Linked DNA regions of Homo sapiens: region 2 is linked to region 1. Evidence: read pairs that join two places in POLR2A ChIA-PET (ENCODE). Cell type or tissue: PC-9. All regions are shown on one strand. Links, peaks and the distances in the headings refer to the core of each region. The heading gives the core; the rest is flanking DNA.

Evidence for each region. ChIA-PET counts read pairs that join two places held together with the same protein. Peaks named below come from ENCODE experiments on the same cell type or tissue, not always from the same donor. Only the 100,000 strongest peaks of a DNase experiment are listed, where the experiment ranks them.
Region 2: POLR2A ChIA-PET joins it to region 1 with 6 read pairs; 3 of 35 experiments call an interaction of 5 or more read pairs at or near these places.

The regions. Positions count from the first base shown.
Region 1 is chr1:223,017,543-223,027,589 of GRCh38, reverse strand. No RefSeq gene overlaps it. Among named protein-coding and RNA genes, the nearest start is that of TLR5, 120 kb to the left of the region's middle. RefSeq lists enhancers at 658-1,415, 1,559-2,233, 2,234-2,909, 2,910-3,585, 4,262-4,937. In PC-9, for the core only: no CTCF peak of the experiment used is centred there; no DNase peak of the experiment used is centred there.
Region 2 is chr1:222,821,322-222,831,368 of GRCh38, reverse strand. The region is part of intron 1 of DISP1 (dispatched RND transporter family member 1); the gene reads right to left. Among named protein-coding and RNA genes, the nearest start is that of DISP1, 11 kb to the right of the region's middle. In PC-9, for the core only: a CTCF peak has its summit at 2,201 (motif pointing right); a DNase peak (open chromatin) is centred at 5,478; H3K27ac peaks cover 1,343 bases.

The sequences.
Region 1 (10,047 bases), core at 665-8,664:
AGGTAAGCCCGTCTCCTTCTTAATCAATACGGAGGCTACCCACTCCACATCACCTTCTTTTCAAGGGCCTGTTTCCCTTGCCTCCATAACTGTTGTGGGTATTGACGGCCAGGCTTCTAAACCTCTTAAAACTCCCCAACTCTGGTGCCAACTTAGACAATACTCTTTTAAGCACTCCTTTTTAGTTATCCCCACCTGCCCAGTTCCCTTATTAGGCTGAGACACTTTAAATTATCTGCTTCCCTGACTATTCCTGGACTACAGCTATATCTCATTGCCGCCCTTCTTCCCAATCCAAAGCCTCCTTTGCGTCCTCCTCTTGTATCCCCCCACCTTAACCCACAAGTATAAGATACCTCTACTCCCTCCTTGGCGACGGATCATGCACCCCTTACCATCTCATTAAAACCTAATCACCCTTACCCCACTCAACGCCAATATCCCATCCCGCAGCACGCTTTAAAAAGATTAAAGCCTGTTATCACTCGCCTGCTACAGCATGGCCTTTTAAACCCTATAAACTCTCCTTACAATTCCCCCATTTTACCTGTCCTAAAACCAGACAAGCCTTACAAGTTAGTTCAGGATCTGCACCTTATCAACCAAATTGTTTTGCCTATCCCCCCTGTGGTGCCCAACCCCATACACTCTTTTGTCCTCAATACCTTCCTCCACAACTCACTATTCCGTGCCTGATCTTAAAGATGCTTTTTTCACTATTCCCCTGCACCCCTCGTTCCAGCCTCTCTTTGCTTTCACTTGGACTGACCCTGACACCCATTAGGCTCAGCAAATTACCAAGGCTGTACTGCTGCAAAGCTTCACAGACAGCCTCCATTACTTCAATCAAGCCCAAATTTCATCCTCATCTGTTACCTATCTCGGCATAATTCTCATAAAAACACACGTGCTCTCCCTGCCAATCGTGTCTGACTGATCTCTCAAACCCCAGCACCTTCTACAAAACAACAACTCCTTTCCTTCCTAGGCATGGTTAGCGTGGTCAGAATTCTTACACAAGAGCCAGGACCACACCCTGTAGCCTTTCTGTGCAAACAACTTGACCTTACTGTTTTAGCCTAGCCCTCATGTCTGCGTGCAGCGGCTGCCACTGCTTTAATACTTTTAGAGGCCCTCAAAATCACAAACTATGCTCAACTCACTCTCTACAGTTCTCATAACTTCCAAAATCTATTTTCTTCCTCATACCTAATGCATATACTTTCTGCTCCCTGGCTCCTTCAGCTGTACTCACTCTTTGTTGAGTCTCCCACAATTACCGTTGTTCCTGGCCCAGACTTCAATCCGGCCTCCCACATTATTCCTGATACTACACCTGACCCCCATGACTGTATCTCTCTGATCCACCTGACATTCACCCCATTTCCCCAAATTTCCTTCTTTCCTGTTCCTCACCCTGATCATGCTTGATTTATTGCTGGCGGTTCAACCAGGCCTAATCGCCACACACCAGCAAAGGCAGGTTATACTATAGTACAAGCCACTAGCCCGCCTCTTAGAACCTCTCATTTCCTTTCCATCGTAGAAATCTATCCTCAAGGAAATAACTTCTCAGTGTTCCATCTGCTATTCTACTACTCCTCAGGGATTATTCAGGCCCCCTCCCTTCCCTACACATCAAGCTCGAGGATTTGCCCCACCCAGGACTGGCAAATTAGCTTTACTCAACATGCCCTGAGTCAGATAACTAAAATACCTCTTAGTCTAGGTAGATACTTTCACTGGATAGGTAGAGGCCTTTCCTACAGGGTCTGAGAAGGCCATGGCAGTCATTTCTTCCGTTCTGTCAGACATAATTCCTCAGTTAAGCCTTCCCACCTCAATATAGTCTGATAACAGATGAGCCTTTATTAGTCAAATCAGCCAAACAGTTTTTCAAGCTCTTAGTATTCAGTGAAACCTTCATATCCCTTACAGTCCTCCATCTTCAAGAAAAGTAGAATGGACTGAAGATCTTTTAAAAACACACCTCACCAAGCTCAGCCACCAAAAAGGACTGGACTACACTTTTATCACTTTCCCTTCTCAGAATTCAGGCCTGTCCTCGGAATGCTGCAGGCTACAGCCCATTTAAGCTCCTGTATAGACGCTCCTTTTTATTAGGCCCCAGTCTCATTCCAGACACCAGACCAACTTGGACTGTGCCCCAGAAAACTTGTCATCCCTAGTATCTTCTGTCTAGTCATACTCCTATTCACCGTTCTCAACTACTCATACATGCTCTGCTCTTGTTTACACTGCCGGTTTACACTGTTTTTCCAAGCCATCACAGCTGATATCTCCTGGTGCTATCCCCAAACTGCCACTCTTAACTCTTAAAGTAAATAAATAATCTTTGCTGGCAGGACTATGCTGAATCTCCTAAGGCACTCTCTAATCAGATATCCTGAGTCATCCCAATTCTTAGACCTTTTGTACCCATTTTTCTCCTTCTGTCATTCCATTTAGTTTCTCAATTCATCCAAAACCATATCCAGGCCATCACCAATCATTCTATACGACAAATGTTTCTTCTAACATCCCCACAATATCACCCCTTACCACAAGACCTCCCTTCAGCTTAATCTCTCCCACTCTAGGTTCCCACGCCGCCCCTAATCCCGCTTGAAGCAGCCCTGAGAAACATCGCCCATTCTCTCTCCATACCACCCCCCAAAAATTTTCGCCGCCCCAACACTTCAATACTATTTTATTTTTCTTATTAATATAAGAAGGCAGGAATGTCAGGCCTCTGAGCCCAAGCCAAGCCATCACATCCCCTGTGACTTGCACGTATACGCCCAGATGGCCTGAAGTAACTGAAGAATCACAAAAGAAGTGAATATGCCCTGCCCCACCTTAACTGATGACATTCCACCACAAAAGAACTGTAAATGGCCGGTGCTTGCCTTAACTGATGACATTACCTTGTGAAAGTCCTTTTCCTGGCTCATCCTGGCTCAGAAAGCACCCCCACTGAGCACCTTGCAACCCCCACTCCTGCTCACCAGAGAACAAACCCCCTTTGACTGTAATTTTCCTTTACCTACCCAAATCCTATAAAACGGCCCCACCCTTATCTTCCCTTCGCTGACTCTCTTTTTGGACTCAGCCCGCCTGCACCCAGGTGAAATAAACAGCCATGTTGCTCACACACAGCCTGTTTGGTTGTCTCTTCACACGGATGTGCATGAAAAAGGCTAATTCAAAACTCAAAGGAATGCAACCATTTGTCTCTCACCTACCTATAACCTGGAGGCTCCCTCTCCACTTCCTTTACTTCCAGTTGTCCTGCCTTTCCCTATCGAACTGATGTTCATCTTACACATATTGATATCTCATGTCTCCCTAAAATGTATAAAACCAAGCTGTGCCCCAACCACCTGGGGCACATGTCGTCAGGCCCTCCTGAGGCTGTGTCATGGGTGCATGTCCTTAACCTTGGCAAAATAAACCTTCTAAATTGACTGGGACCTGTCTCAGATATTCGAGGTTCACACTGCAATGCCGCGGTCTTTATTTGTGCAGCAGGCAGGAAGAACCTGTTGAGCGGTTACACTGCTCCAACATTACTTTGCATGTAAACCCTGCACAGATCCTATTGAAGGGAAGATTATGATTCTGCAGGGAGGAAATGGAGCTGAGATTCTGCATTGCGAACAAGCACCCAGGTGGGGGTGGTGCTGCTGGCCCCACAGGCCTCACTTCGAGTAGCAAGACACTAGGTTACTTGGAACTTTTTAGAACTGCCTTGCATACCACCCCATCTTGCCCCTCTCACACATTTTGTGGTTGCTTGATTAACCTCTCACTAGACTGAGGGCAAGGATACTCTCTGGCTCCCTACTGTATCCCAGGTTGATAGCACAAGGTAGCGTTCCATTATTGCATGCATGCATGAAGTGGTTAAATGAATAGAATGAATTTCAAAATGCCCCAAAACATGGTCTGTTAAATGCTCCCAGCCCAAACAGGCCCAAGTGCCTATTGCTTGTGGACTGCACCCAATATTCTCTCCCTGGGACAGCCCAGAGCCCACCTGGCTGATGCCTGAGCTGCTAACCACCTGAGGCCAGGAGCTTAGAGACTCAGAAGTCAGATAGGTACATCCTGAACTGAAACAGAAACCAGTGGAGGCTGCCTGAAGCTTCCTAAGGAAGGGTGGGCCCAGCCTAGATGGGAGAGGAGAGAAGAGCGGAAGGTTAGGCTGGGGGAGGAGGAAAGGGCAGGGCAGGAGGGCTGGCCCCAGGAGAGAAGGGCCTCTAATGATGGTAACATTTGATCTGCCTCTCCTTCCTGCTAATCCTAAACACAACAGTGTGAAATCTGAGCAAGTGTGAATGCCTCAGGCTCCAGCTGTTTTTCATATCAAGCCCCAGTTCCAGCCTGTCACAGAGAGAAGCCCCCATGCTGAGGACGCAGTAGTGAGAGGCTGCAGGGCTGGGGACTAATCCCTGCAAAGTGGTGGGGAGACATTGCAGGCTGTGGGGACAACCGTGGGGAACCTGGCCAGTCTCTCTAGCCCAGCTGCCACTGTGGCTCTGGGTGAACAGCCCCCATTTCTGCCCCTGGAGACAACTGGTTCTGCCTTCCTGCCTGTGTGAGTGTCTCCAGGCCTTTGGGATGCAAACCAGGCAGGCAGGGGATGGGCAGGGGATGGGCGGGAGCAGCTGCCTCCCTGGGAAGCTGCAACCCTGGGGGAGTCAAACAGAGGCAAACCCCAGCCAGGCCTAAGCCACAGGCCAGGGGCAGGCTGGGGGCAGCTCAGTTGCTGGGGCTGGATTAACCAGAGGAGACGAACAAAGGCAGCTTCAGAGGGATTACCGGGCACATTAGATGGGCTGGGCCATTAACCCAGATGGAATTGCTCTCAGGGAGGAAGCGCCTGGGGCTGGAGGTGTTGAGGAAGTGCCTGCTGGCACCAGTGTCTAACTGTGGCACTGTGAGGAGGCTGGGGCTCCTGTTTCCTTCTCTGGAATTCACTCCTTGAATAGGGGCCTGGGTGGGACTAAGGGAGCAGCAGGCTGGGGCAAGAGTTTCCTGCTGCCTGTAAGGAGAGACAGGACCCGGCCACCTTGCATTTTTATTTGTCTCACCTTAAGCCCTGCCAGTGCCCTTGGCAGGTAGATGTAGGGAGGCACTGTTCGGCCTCAGAGCTGATGGGGATGTTGGCCTCAACCTGTGACAGATGCCTTTTGGAGGTGTCTTCTCCACCTTCCTTCTGCTGCCCAGGGAGAAGCCAGAGTGATGTTCTCGTGGCTCTGTTGCTCCTTGGCTGCGATGGTTGAACATCATCCTGCAGAGACCTGACCCCGGGGAACTGACCCAGAGGCCAGACTGGCCCAGTCAGATTGTCGCTCTTGAAATTTGCAACTCGGACTCTAACAGCCTGGGTCAGTTTGCTGCTGGAGCTGGGTGGTGCGGACCCAGGGCTGAGGGCACCATTTTGGAGTAGCCCCGACAAACCAAGTGCAAAGTGAGCAGAGAAAGTCAATCCAGAGAGAGAGAGGGAGGAGAAAGAGAGAGAGAGTGAAGGAAGCGGACACAGAGACAAACCGAGAGAGACAGCAGAGACAGAGACCAGGGGAGAGATTTCTTGCTTCCAGCCCCTTGGGAAGCCTGCCCATGGGTTCCATGAGGCACCCCAATTCTTCTCGCAAAAATCTTTTTACTCTGCTTAAAATAGACCAAGCTAGTTTCTGTTCCATAAAAGTCCGTCATTCAGGGCTGAGTGTAGTGGTTCACGCCTGTAATCCCAGCACTTTGGGAGGCCGAGGCAGTCAGATCACCTGAGGTCAGGAGTTCAAGACCAGCCTGGCCAACATGGTGAAATCCCATCTCTACTAAAAATACAAAAATTAGCTGGGTGTGGTGGCATTTTCCTGTAATCTCTACTACTTGGGAGGCTGAGGCAGGAGAATCACTTGAACCAGAGAGGCAGAAATTGCAGTGAGCCGAGATCATGCCACTGCACTCCAGGCTGGGAGACAGAGCAAGACTCTGTCTCAAAAAATAAAATGTCCATCATTCAAATAAGGTTCATCCATGGAGGTAGCTAAGGCCAGGCTGCAGGACAATGCTGAGCCCAGAGGCCAGGTCAGAACCAGGGATGTCCAGCCTGGATGGTACTTCGTCTGTCTCCAAGGAGTCCTGGGAGCTGAGGGGAGCACAAAGATCACAGACTGGCCTTGACTTTGGTCCTGATGTGGGTGGGGGCGTGTGTGGATCCTGTGAGGTCTACAAGCTGCCTCTTCCCTCAGGAATCCATGACTTCGTCCGGCCCATTGGCCCCCAGCTCTGCTCACGGCCATCAGAGATTTTGGGCAATGAGACTTGCTACCTCCACCCTGGCTCCTTCCTGATATCAGGGAGCAATTGGCCAGGGAATAGCCCAATATCCAGTTTCTGGGAAAGGTGGACAACATTATTTGAACCTGAAACATGCCAGAGGTAATCAGATCAGTCACAGAAAACTGAGAAGCCTGTAATTTATGGAGAAGAGCTTGGAGACAGGAACCACCAGCCCTCTCCAGTTGTCCCTAGGGGGTGGGGAAGGTGCCAACATGAAAGATTCACCTACCCCTGGCAGAGTGACCCTCTCTCACTGAGGGAGCTTGGGTCTGATCCGTAGGCAGGGACAGAGGGCTGCAGGACTTCACAAGTTTCTGTTCCCACCAGGCCGGATCAGACTGGCTCCAAGGACAGCTCCTAAGCCTCAGCGGCTGTTTCTGAGGTCCTGGAGCTCTGGATGGCTGCTGGGGGGTTCTGAGGATCTTTGTCATCCCAGATTCCCCTGCGATACCCATGTTAAGTGCCTGAGCCACTGGGCCTCCCAAAGGCCTTTGGGCTATTTCTGGCTGTTTTGATCCACCATGATGGGGGCACCTTCTCCTCAACCTCATCTCCTGGAGAAAGCCCTGGTCAGGATTTTCCCAGCCCAGACCTCAGTTTACCGGCCAATTACTTTCTTATGAGAACCCTAAAAGTTCAGAATTCAAAGATGTTGAGGGACAAATAGAAGTCATGTTTATAAGGAGGGAAAAGAGGATGCTGGTGGTGGATCTCTGGTCCCATCACAGAGACGAGGGGAGATGGGTTACTTGCAGGCCTCGTCTCTACGTGCTGGTTTACTGGAAGGGAACAGGAGAGGGTGAGGGATTGAGGAATGCAGACAGGAACTCACCTTTATTGGATTCCTATTAAATCTCATTTAATCCTTGACGTCTTCTTATAAAGCATTACTGCATTCCCTTTCAGATGAGGAAATTGAGGCTTAAAGAATTGAGTAATATGCCTACGCTCACGGGTGTGTGCTACTCTACCGCTGTAGGCAGACATACCCGGGTCTGGCCTCCCCACCTCACTCCTCATCATCAGCCTCCCATTGAAGTTTGGCAGCACTCATTAAGCCATTTAATAAGATTTACATACAGTCATGTGCCGTGTAGCAGCATTTCTGTCAATGATTGGCCACTTACATGATGGTGGTCCCATGAGATTATAAAGGAACCAAGAAAATCCCTGTCACCTAGGGATGCCACAGCACAACCCATTACCTTTTCTACGTTTAGATGCATGATACTTACCGTTGTGTTCCAGTCGCCTGCAGTATTCAATACGGTAATGTGCTGTACAGGTTTGTAGCCGAGGGGCAATAGGCTGTACCCTATAGCCTATGCATTTAGTAGGTGACACCATTTAGTTTATGTAAGTATACACGATGATGTTTGCACAATGTAAACCCAACGTATCTGAGACAGGTCTCAATTTAGAAAGTTTATTTTGCCAAGGCTAAGCCCACGCCTGTGACACAGCCTCAGGAAGTCCTGACGACATTTCCCCAAGGCTGTAGGGTAGAGCTTGGTTTTATACATTTTAGGGAGATATGAGACATCAATCAATACATGTAACAGTACATTGGTTTGGTCCAGAAAGGCAGGATAACTCAAAGCAGGGGCTTCCAAGTTATAAGTAGATTTAAAGATTTTTGGATTGGCAATTAGTTGAGTTGTTATCAATAGAAAGGAATGTCTGGGTTGAGATAAGGGGTTGTGGATGCCAAGGTTTGATCATGCAGATGAAGCTTTTAGGTAGCAGGCTTCAGGGAGACCAGACTGTAAATGTTTCTTATCAGACTTAAAGAGTCTGTTCTGTCAGTAATTCCAAAAGGGAGGAGGGAATGATGAGGTATGTCCAGCTCCCAGTTCCTGTCAAGGCCTGAACTAGTTTTTCAGGTTAACTTTGGAATGCCCTTGGAAGAGAGCAGGAGTCCATTCAGATAGTTGGTGGGGCCTTACAATTTTATTTTTGGTTTACAACAATATCAAAATTACCTAATGACACACTTCTTAGAATGTACCCCTGTCGTTAAGTGACACATAATTGTAGATAGATGGAATGGAATGGAATGGAAATAAAATGATGGAGGCAAAGGCACAGAATAAGAAGACAGTAAAAGAGAAAGCTGGGCTGGGAAGAAAGAAAGGAGGAGGAGTACAGAACGGATGGCCAGGTGGCCCCTAAATCAGAGTGTGGACTGCTTATTAAGGTGCAACTCCAGAGCCTCTCCCCTGACCTCTCCCCTGACCGGCTGAACCCAAATCTCTGAGTCTACTTTTCAACAAGCTCCTTGGGTGATTCTTATACTCATGAAAGTTTGGGAACCACTGCAGCCTAGCCTGGGCTAGCCAAGGCAGCAGCCACTAGCTGTGTGTGGCCATTTAAATGGGAATAAGCTAAAATTAAAGATTCACTTCCTCCCTCACATGAGCCCCATGTTAAGTGCTCAATAAGCACATGCGGCCGGGGCTATTGGGCCCCACCATCCATGTGAGGTATTGACTCCCAGCTCTCTCCAGTTGCCCGGACACAGGAAGGGATGACTGCCCCATCCTCAGTCAGGCAGTTCTCTCTACATCCTCGGAGGGTCCCTGCAGGCCTGGTGACTATGGATTTGGCGGGAGTCTTCCGTGTGTCTAACAGTGATGTGGGCCAGACTCCCAAATGTATCCCCAGCTCCACCCAAGCGCCAACCCAGACCTGTGGTTCCTGATCCCCTACAGAGACGGCAGGTCATCGAGTGGCCACAACATCTCCTTAGGCCCTGTCCTGCAAGGTCTCTGCAGAAGAGGGGCCAGTGTTGAAGACTGAGCACTTTGGGCAAGGTCCTTTCTTATTCTTGTCCCCACTCACACAGGCAAGCTGTGGCTTCAGAATGACAAAGTGGAACCAGGCTGTGCAGTTTCCTAGCAAATGTCCACCTGGGGCCCGAATGTGGTGTGTGGAGGGTGTGCACACTGTCACAGGCAGCCCAGGGAGGCAAGCAGTGTGACCCCCATCCACAGATGAGACTCAGAGAGGCTAAGGTGCGGGCTTAGCTCACACTGGCGAGGGGTGGTCTGGATTTGAATCCAGGCCTAGCTGATCCTCAGACAGTGCTCCTATGATCCTGATTTCTCTCTGCTTTGTCCCCAAAGCCGGGCCTCAAGGGGCCTTGGTTCCTGGCTCCAACCCAGAGAGTATCCTGGCCATCAGTCCCCAAAATCAAACATGCATCTCACCCCTTCCTACTGTGGGTCTGGAAGGATTCCTGGATGAGACCATCTTGATAATCAATGTTAGGATAATATGGTTTGGCTGTGTCCCCACCAAAATCACAACTTGAATTCTATCTCCCAGAATTCCCACATGTTGTGGGAGGGACCCAGGGAAGGTCATTGACTCATGGGGTCCGGTCTTTCCCGTGCTATTCTCATGAATAAGTCTCATGAGATCTGATGGGTTTATCAGGGGTTTCCGCTTTTGCTTCTTCCTCGTTTTTCTCTTGCCACCACCATGTAAGAAGTTCCTTTTACCTTCTGCCATGATTCTGAGGCCTCCCCAGCCATGTGGAACTGTAAGTCCAATTAAACCTCTTTTTCTTCCCAGTCTCAGGTATGTCTTTATCAGCAGCATGAAAATGGACTAATACACAGGATATCCCTTCCTTCCAGTTAAAGAGGAACACCTCATCCAGGAATTCCCGGTGCTGGGACAGCCTCCTGTTTA
Region 2 (10,047 bases), core at 683-8,682, 200 kb after region 1:
TTATTCAAAAATAAACCTACTACCTCTGAAATAATCTCCCCATTTTTTACATATCGTTTAATTTATGATTCCACATGTGTATTTGTGCATACATATGTCAAACTATGCAATACTTAAAATGGGGTAGTAACTTAACAGATAATGGTGCTGAAATTCTCAACGTTGACAGAACCCAGTTTTTAAAAGAACCATTAAAGAAGTATTTCACATTTGCACAAAGGTCAGCATGTTAATGGTTCTGTACAATTAATCCATATACATATCCTACAGAAGAAAGAAGGAACCCAGGAACAATTTTAATAGTAAACATATATTTAAAACATTACAGGCATTCAAATCCAAAAGATCCATCAGTCACATGTGCCACCATAACAATTTAGGCAGGTTCTTCACAAATTTAGATACCATTCTTTAAGGATTAGGCTCCTTTCCCATTATCCCTAAAACAAAAAAGACCAGATCTAAATAAAATGCAGCAGTCACAATCTCACAGACACTTGAGTCACTGTCATCTCTGAAAGACGGCCACCAAATACCATACACAAAAATTGATTTTATAAAATAAATGAATGGCCTATCAGCCTCGCTAAAAGCTAACTGCTAATGGCAGAGACTGTGTTGGGAAGACCAACCAAAAAGTACCACAGAAATCTCTGCATTGAAACTTGTTTTAAAGAGGGTGGAAGGAGCCAGGCACAGTGGCTCACGCCTGTAATCCCAGCACTTTGGGAGACCGAGGCAGGTGGATCACTTGAAGTCAGGAGTTCGAGACCAGCCTGACCAACATAACTAAACCTTGTCTCTACTAAAAATACAAAAAAGTAGCCGGGCATGGTGACACGCGCCTATAGTCCCAGCTAATCAGGAGGCTGAGGAAGGAGAATCGCTTGAACCTGGGAGGTGGAGATTGCAGGGAGCCGAGATCGGGCCACGGCACTCCAGCCTGGGTGACAGGGCGAGACGCTGTCTCAAAAAAAAAAGGAAGGTGGAAGGAAGGACGGAAGGAAGAAAGAAGTCAGGAAAGAAAGATGAAATAAAAAGAAGGAAAGGAAGGGAGAAAAGTTCCAAAACCCATACACAAATTGCATAATCTTCTTTTCATTGAAATGACCCCCCCAAAAAAATAAAATCTACTTTCAAAGAGTCCTTTGAAAGAACTGCTTGATTTCATGGTCAAGTTATGTGGTTTGTAAAACTTGAAGATATTCAAGTCAGTGATAAACACCAAATCACATGACCCACTTAAGGAACAGGCAGGGAAAAAATCATCTGGAGTTTGTACTGGCTGTGCAAATGAATGTACTTAGTCATTACTGAACATCACAACTTACAAAGCAAGCAATTGTTTCCTTTCAAATCCTCATCTTTTCTATCAGTGCTAACAAAATTATTGCCAAAAACACTAAATCAATACCATCTGCTAAAAAAAACCCACAAAACATTAACCTTAACCCATTAAAAAATGTGGGTTAAGCATCTTTTCAATTAAAATATTATTTTTAACAGTGTTTTATCAGGTAAGCAAAGCAAAACACAACACATGTATCCTATGCAGGTAATCATATAAGAATATATGAAAAAATATAGAATATAGAAAATACTGCTCTAAAGTTATTTTCTATTTCTTGGCTGGGCACAGTAGCTAATGCCTGTAATCCTAGCACTTTGGAAGGCTGAGGTGGGTGGCTCACCTGAGGTCAGGAGTTCAAGACCAGGCTGGCCAACATGGTGAGACCCCCATCTCTACTAAAAATACAAAAAATTAGCCAGGCATGGTGGTGCACGCCTGTAATCCCAGCTACTCAAGAGGCAGAAGAATCGCTAGAACCTGGGAAGGCAGAGGTTGCAGTGAGCCGAGATCGTGCCACTGCACTCCAGCCTGGGCAACAGAGTAGGACTCTATCTCATGAAAAAAAAAAAAACATTCAAAGAGAACTGATGAAGTAAAGTTACCATCTCTTTGAAAACTGATACGTTTTAAGAAGTTAAGTCCTAAGAACAAATTTTGTAAAATTCCAATACAAAGATGTTTTGGCATTTTCATGGTAATTTCAGCCTTAATTTTATAAATTTTCTTAGAGCATCTGCTACCTAAACTTTACAACATGGCATCCCATGCACAGAGCAAGTAATCCTTGGTTCTTGTTTATCTTAGAAAAAGGTGCAAGGGAAAACAATACTTAATGTCCTATTAAAAGATCTTTCTCAGATTTTTTTCTTCCTCTAGAGGGCAGTTAATATAAACCTTCAGTAAGGGGAGTTTTCAAAAGTGCTTTTTGGAAGTCCTCTGTTGCTTCTTCATCAAACAAATAGTTTATTTCTTATGACTCTAAATGAAAGAGTTTCATCAGTTTCTAGGAACTTATTTTAAAATAAATTTAAAAACATCCTCTACCCATCCCCCAGCCCACATGTTCAATACAAAATACTCCCATGAAGCACAATGACAATGTGGACTTTTATTTCTGGCAATGCAGCCCCATGGCTGGAGATCACCAAAAATTGTTGTATTTAAGTACTTAAAATTTTTTTTTAATGTATAGAAGAGCCAACAATAAAGTAAGAGAAATGCTCCAAGGGCAGAAATAATTTTTTAAAAAGTACAAGTCTAGAGAGGTGAGTTAGTGCTAAAGCGAATGTGCCCCTGGGGAATCTACATATTCCTGGTGGAATGAACCTGATGGGGAGGGGAGCTATAGAAAATAGGGTAATAGGCAGCAAAACTTGAGGGCCTGTACGAAATGGAGAGCCTGAGCAAAGACCATCTCACATAAAGCTCCTGAGGGAGTAAATTAAAAAACATTTCAGCTTACAATCGATACACATGAAGGAATGGTCAAGGGAAAAAAGGTTAAATGCATATGGGTAAATATAAACACTGTTATTTCTGGGGCTGAAAGATCAAGTCCCAAAACTATAATGTCTGATAAAAATAGTTCTTATCAGAAGGAGGTTCAGGAGAAGGATAAAGATTGCATTTACATTTATTTAGACTTTGTTAAGTATGCATATTAACATTTCTACGGTAACCATAGAGAAAAAAAGAAATAGAACAGAAAACTTCCAACACAGTTCAAAGGGGGGAAAATGGAATAAAAAACAAACAAACAAAAGATAAGTAGAAAGCATATGATATGGCAGAAAGAATTTAGGTCTTGGAGTCAGATATTCTGGGCATAAATCACAATTCTGCATATATTTCTTCTAACCACAGACAAGTCACCTGCTTTTAAAATTTCAGTTTCCTCATCTTTAAAAGAGGAATAATAATACAAACTTTTTAGCCTAGTATTTGAGTTAACATGCAAGTACACTATACCTAGTACAGTCTTCAAACAAAGATGCACAGACACCTTTTCCCGTCCTCTTCATTTCATGACACTGAAGTATGCTCAACCAGTGAGGAGGTCATTCTTTTAGGCTGCTGGATCAGACTATTTTCAGCTTGAGTATCACAACTATTACATAGAATTTTTCCTTGACTTTCTGTGTATTCCTTCCTTATTCAGGATTAAAAAGCTTCTAAATCAAATTATATGTAGTATCTCAAGTTTATTTTCCCTAAACTTTGCTTAAATATGTTTAGATTTTCACAAGATTAAGTTAAATCTAATGCAAATGCCCCTTCCACAGCAAAATGCCACGATTAACAATGCATATAAAATAAAACCCAGTTGTTGCTTTTTAGATAGCTAACTACCCCTGACCTCAGTTCTAGAAATAAAAAATGATTATTAATTATATAAATTTAAAGATGTATAACTTACCTGTTAATTAAAATTTGTCAAAGAATGAGCATGTAATACCAAAATTTGATAAAATAACATCTTGTTGCATGAAGATTATTTCGTGAGTTTAGAAATTGTACTCCCAAAATTAAAGTGTTCAGTAAAAGCTTAGTAAGTCAAGTATTCCCAGTAACAGTGTTATAAAAGTTGACTCTAAGAACAAAAAAAGTGAAAAATTTAATTCAATAACCCACATATGGATGATCCATGCCCCTACCCCTTTTTATAATTCTCCAAGGCCAATTTTAAATTCTGAGTGGAATTTTTCTCTTCAACACAGGATGTTTCCAGAATTCCACCATCTGTACATTTACAGAATAAAAATTATGTATCTAAGACAAACTTCAAATGGCAAATCTGTTCCTCAAATTATAATATAATCCAAAAGAAGTACTGTACATGCTTTAACTGTTTGTCTCTACCGGTACAGAAGACTAACTTTACAGCATATATGCCAAGAACTCATCAAGGTGACATAATCCTTTTACCTGAAATAAAAATGCTAAAGGCAGAAAACGTCTTGTGAGAAACCAACTGACAACCACTAAAACTAAAGATGAAAGTTTTATTAGAATAGAAATGGAAAACCTTGCAATATATACACATACTCTAATAGAAAATAACATGGGGGAATGTTATATGTAGAAATCTTAAATAGGGGCTGTATTATTTATGAAACAGGAGGCATCAGCTTTATAGTAAAGGAGTTAAGAGCTAAAACTCTGAAGTCAGATTGTCCAAATTCAACGGTTAAAGAAATTACATTTTAGTTAGTAGCTCCCTGATAGGAGTGGATAATTTTAATATCCATCACACAGCATTCAGCAGATATATAATAATGTAAAGACCAATACCAAACAACCACAAATCATTAAAAAATTCTTAAAGTGTAGGCCAGGTCTGGTGGCTCATGTCTATAAATACCAGGACTTTGGGAGGCTGAGGCAGGAGGCTCGTTTGACCCAGGAGTTTGAGACCAGCCTGGGCAACATAGTAGAACCCCATCTCTGTAAGAAGTTAAAAAACAAAAAAATTAGCTGAGCATGGTGGCACACACCTGTAGTCCCAGCTACTCAGGAGGCTGAGGCAAGAGGATCACTCGAGCCCAGGAGGTTGAAGCTGCAGTGAGCTGTAATCATGCCACTGCACTCCAGCCCAGGTGACAGAGTGAGACCCTGTCTCAAAAAAAAAAAAAAAAAAAAAGTATTAAAGTGTAAAGGAGACTACAAATCTGCAATTGAGCCCAGAGCTCTAATTACTAATAATCAGGTTACAGTCTTAAAGGACTAATGGAATATTTCTACACTACACTGCTGCTGAAGTCATCTGGAGGAGCAACCATGAGGAATAATCAACTACAGTAAGAAGAAAAACCCAGGCTGGGCATGGTGGCTCAAGCCTGTAATCCCAACACTTTGGGAGGCCAAGACGGGAGGACAGCTTGAGCTCAGGAGTTCAAGACCAACATAGGCAATGAAACGAGACCTCTGTCTCTACAAAACAATTTTTAAATTAGCCATGCATGGTGGTACACACCTACAGTCCCAGAAACTTGGAAGGGTAAGGCAGGAGGATTGCCTCAGCCCAGGAAGTCAAGGCTGTAGTGGGCTATGATCTCACCACTGCACTCCAGTCTGGGTGACAGAGCAAGACCCAGCCTCAAAAACAAACAAACAATTTGGTAAGCACAGCAATTCAATCTGCCCCACACATAGTTTAACTGCTGAGGGGGTGAGGAGGCTGGGTTAACAATGTATTAGAGATACAGGCTATTCAGCTGGGCACAGTGGTGGCTCATGCCTATAATCCCAGCACTTTGGGAGGCCGAGGCCGCCGGATTGCTTGAGGCCAGGAGTTCGAGACCAGCCTGGCCAACATGGTGAAACCCCGTCTCTACCAAATATACAAAAAAATTAGCCAGGTGTGGTGGTGGGCGCCTGCAATCCCAGCTACTCAGGAGGCTGAGGCACGAGAATCACTTGAACCCAGGAGGCAGAGGTTGCAGTGAGCCAAGATCGTGCCACTGCACTCTAGCCTGGGTGACAGAGTGAGACTCCATCTCAAAAAAAAAAAAAAAAAAAGAGAAACAGGTTATTCCAAATGGCTTAGTTCTCTCAGGTTCCAGTGAGTTAAAAAAGGATCTACTGCATAAAATTATTAAAGTTCAGTTTGCATTTGACTTTCTTTTCTAAAATTTATTGACAGATAAAAATTGTATATATTTATGGTATACAACATGTTTTCATATACATATATATTATGAAATGGCTAAATCAATATATTTGACCTTGACAGCCTATGAAAATCTAGGCAGTTTCTGGGAAAGTAACACACATGTCTAAAACCTACAGTTGGGAATGAAAAAGAAAGACTCTCAAGAATGCTTGAATTCTTATACCACCCCCACCATCCCCCACCACTGCCCCCCCACATTCCCCATCCCTGGGGAGAGACTATTTGAGACCGAACTGTTAACTGGCAGCAACCACCCTCAGCATCACCTGAACAGGCTTCTAGGGCAACAATCTAATAACTACTCATTTGGTGGCCACTAATTTACTCTTCATTTCAAAACAGCCTTTTTATCTAGGTTTAAAAAGAATGAAACTGTCTAAAAAATTTTTTTTGCAGTAGCGGCAGATGGAAACGCATTCATCATTACCCTCCATTATCCTTTTCAGCTGGCAATAACTTGTGGTTGTAAAGCAAAGAAAAAAGAGTTTGGGTGATTTTAATCAAAGCTTGGATTCTAGCCCTGCCCTGCAGCATGCTGTAATATGAGAAAGGTTCCAGCCTCACATTCCAACAGAAATGAATTTTTATGTGAATAGCCCCCCACCATTAACTGCCACCTCTCCTTTCGTTATTCTTTTGAATTGATGCAGCAAATATTTTTAAAGTATCTGCTACTTTCAACTATGCTAGATGCTACATTAATTATGGTACCATCCTGGAAAAAAAAAAAGAATTACATTTAACAAATACTTAAAGTGGAACAAATGGAAAATAAAACACTTTTAGGAGTATGAAGATATACAAAAAAATGTAGAATCAACATGCTGCTAACTCTCTCTAAAAAGTACTTCAAGTATCAGCACCAAATCATTTAAGGTGCTTTTGAAATGTAGAAGAAAACAGTGTATAAGCAAAAGCAGAAGGGCTTTAAAATAAGCTCCACCATTTACAGGTAGCACAAGCTTAGACAAATTAATCTCTCCAAAAGTGAAATATAAACATCTACCTTATATAAGGGTTGTTGTAAGAAATGAATAATATATTAAATGCTCACTGCAGTGTCTGGCATATATGATCAATAAATAGAGGCCAGTATCATTAGAGGCATTTTCAACAAGTAGGACACATTTACTGGTAACTTTTCCTCTTTGGTGGAAAAAAATTTATCATGTTAATAAAACTTATTACTGTTCTGAAAAACAAGGTAAAATAAGTTTCACAAATTAATATGTAACTTAATATATAAATTAGAAGTATTTATCTTATAACAAGTTGGGAGATGGGAAACTGCAACTAAGGCATATAATATGTCATCAGAGTATTTAAATAAACAAACAAAAAAATGTAATGAGATTACTGAGGACCTGGAGGGAGAAAAAACGTATGAGAAGTAGCTATACCTATTTGTCAAGTTGAAAAAGGTCCTGTCTCCTCCCATTATTCTTCCTCCTCTTCTCAACTCCTATAGGGAAGAAATATGTTCTCAGATACTAGGAGTCCGAAAAAAAAAAAAAAAAGGAAAGAAAGAAATCTGAAGCAACAACGTAAACAAGGAAGCAATCTACATATATTAAAACACTTTGCTAATTCTTTGGGTGAACAGGACTTTTTAGTTTTACAAGCTTCACTTCAAAACACATATACTTTTTTGCTTTTTACTTATTTATTTTTATTTATTTGCATAAATTTAAGGGGTCCAAGTGCAGTTTTGTTACATGGATATATTGTGTAATGGTGAAATCTGGCCTCTTGTGTAACCATCACCCAAAGAATGTATGTTGTACCCATTTACAATTTCTCATCCCTCACCCTCTCCCACCCTTTCCAGTCTTTAATGACTATTACTCTACATTCTGCTTCCATGTGTACATGTTATTTAGCACTTATAAGTGAGAACATGTAGTATTTGACTTTCTAAGTTATTTCTCTTAAGATAATGCCCTCCAGTTCCATCTATGTTGCTGCAAAAGACATGACTGCATTCTTTTTTAAGCTGCACAGTATTCGTGTGTGTGTGTTGTGTGTACACCACATTTTCTTTATCTAGTCATCCATGATGGATGCTTAGGTTGATTCCGTATCTTTGCTGTTGTCAACAGTGCTGCAATAAACATATTGAGTTCAGGTATCTTTCTGATATAATGATTAATTTTCCTTTGCGTACATACTCAGTAGTGGGATTGCTGAATCAAATGGTAGTTCTACTGTTTGTTCTCTGAGAAATCTCCATATTGTCTTCCAAATAATTTGTACTAATTTATATTCCCACCAACAGTGTACAAGTGTTCCCTTTTCTCTGCATCCTGATGTAATTTGGAATTAGGTCTATCAGTCATTCCACAATTTATTCTGAATTAACTCAGACAATTCAGACTAGCTAACAGTTACGAGAGAAGCAGATTTCCTTTGGGAGAGAGGTTAAGGGACAAAAGAAAGAGAAATTGATGATTTTAATGCATGGACACTTAGGAGATGAGAAAGCATCATTATCCAAGGAGAAAGTAACAGAGCAGGGAAAAGGAGGAGATTTTAAGAAGGTGTGCAGCAAAGGCTATGGAACAAATATAATGATCACACCACTCACTCTGATATTTTAGAGGCAATAATTTGCCAGCATGTCTCACTGAAAATCAAATGCTGCTGTAGATTACCAAAACTTATCAACTGTAGAATTGTAAAACAGAAAACCTTATAATTTGAAACACTGAGGCCTGGATATATGAAGCTGTTCTAGCTCATGATCAAATTGTATTAAATCATTTATGAAAATCATTATCATTGAAAATTCAATGTTTATATAATTACATCTTTAAAAAACAGTTGGAATTACAGGAAAAGCATTCAAACTTACTTCTTCCCTCAAAAGCCTCTGTCAAGCTTTGCTAAACTCTTTCTGCTTATAAATGTAGAAATACATAAATTTCTCAACTTAATTTTAAAACCTAGCATACAAAATGATATAAAGAGGTTCTTGTCAAGCTTAAAGGGTTCCAGAAAGAACCCTTCCTAATAAATCTTCAAGCACTGCAAAGGCTCCTGAGAATGATAGCTAAACACACCATGTCACTCTGAGTCAAATGCAAATTCTACCAACCTTCTGAACACAAGTGAAATGGTTTCCAGGTCTGGTTCAGAAAGAATTACACTACAAAGTTAAGGCAGATACTCTATGCCTACTACCTAGTAATCTCACTACTGGATCTTGAGCACAAATATGTCATTCAATCCTGTATATTCCGTTTTCACACTACTATAAAGATACTACCTGAGACTGGGTAATTTACAAACAAGAGTAAACAAGAGGTTTAATTGACTCACAGTTCTGCATGGCAGGGGAGACCCCAGGAAACTTACAATCATGGTGGAAGGTGAAGGGGAACCAAGGCATGTTTTACATGGTGACATGGTGGCAGAAAAGAGAGAGAGCTCAGGGAAAACTGCCACTTTTTTTTTTTTTTTTTTTTTTTGAGATGGAGTCTCACTCTGTCATCCAGGCTGGAGTGCAGTGGCACGAGCCTGGCTCACTGCAGGCTCCGCCTCCCAAGTTCAAGCAATTCTCCTGCCTCAGCCTCCTGAGTAGCTGGGATTACAGGTGCCCGCCACCACACCCGGCTAATATTTGTATTATTTTTAGCAGACACAGAGTTTCACCATGTTGGCCAGGCTGGTCTTGAACTCCTGACCTCAAGTGATCCACCCACCTCAGCCTCCCAAAGTGCTGCAATTACAGGCATGAGCCACTGCACCTGGCCGAAAACTGCCACTTTTAAACCATCAGATCTCATGAGAACTTCACTATCACGAGAACACCATAGGGCAAACCACTCCCATGATTCAATCACCTTCAACCAGGTCCCTCTCTTGATACATGGGGATTACAATTCGAGATGAGATTTGAATGGAGACACACAGCCAAACCGCATCACATTCCTAAGTGCTTTCATATCTTATGATGCATCATCCCAGAAAATGTCTTTTGTAACCAATTATCTTTGGAGCTGGCATCTGTCAAAATAGTTTATTT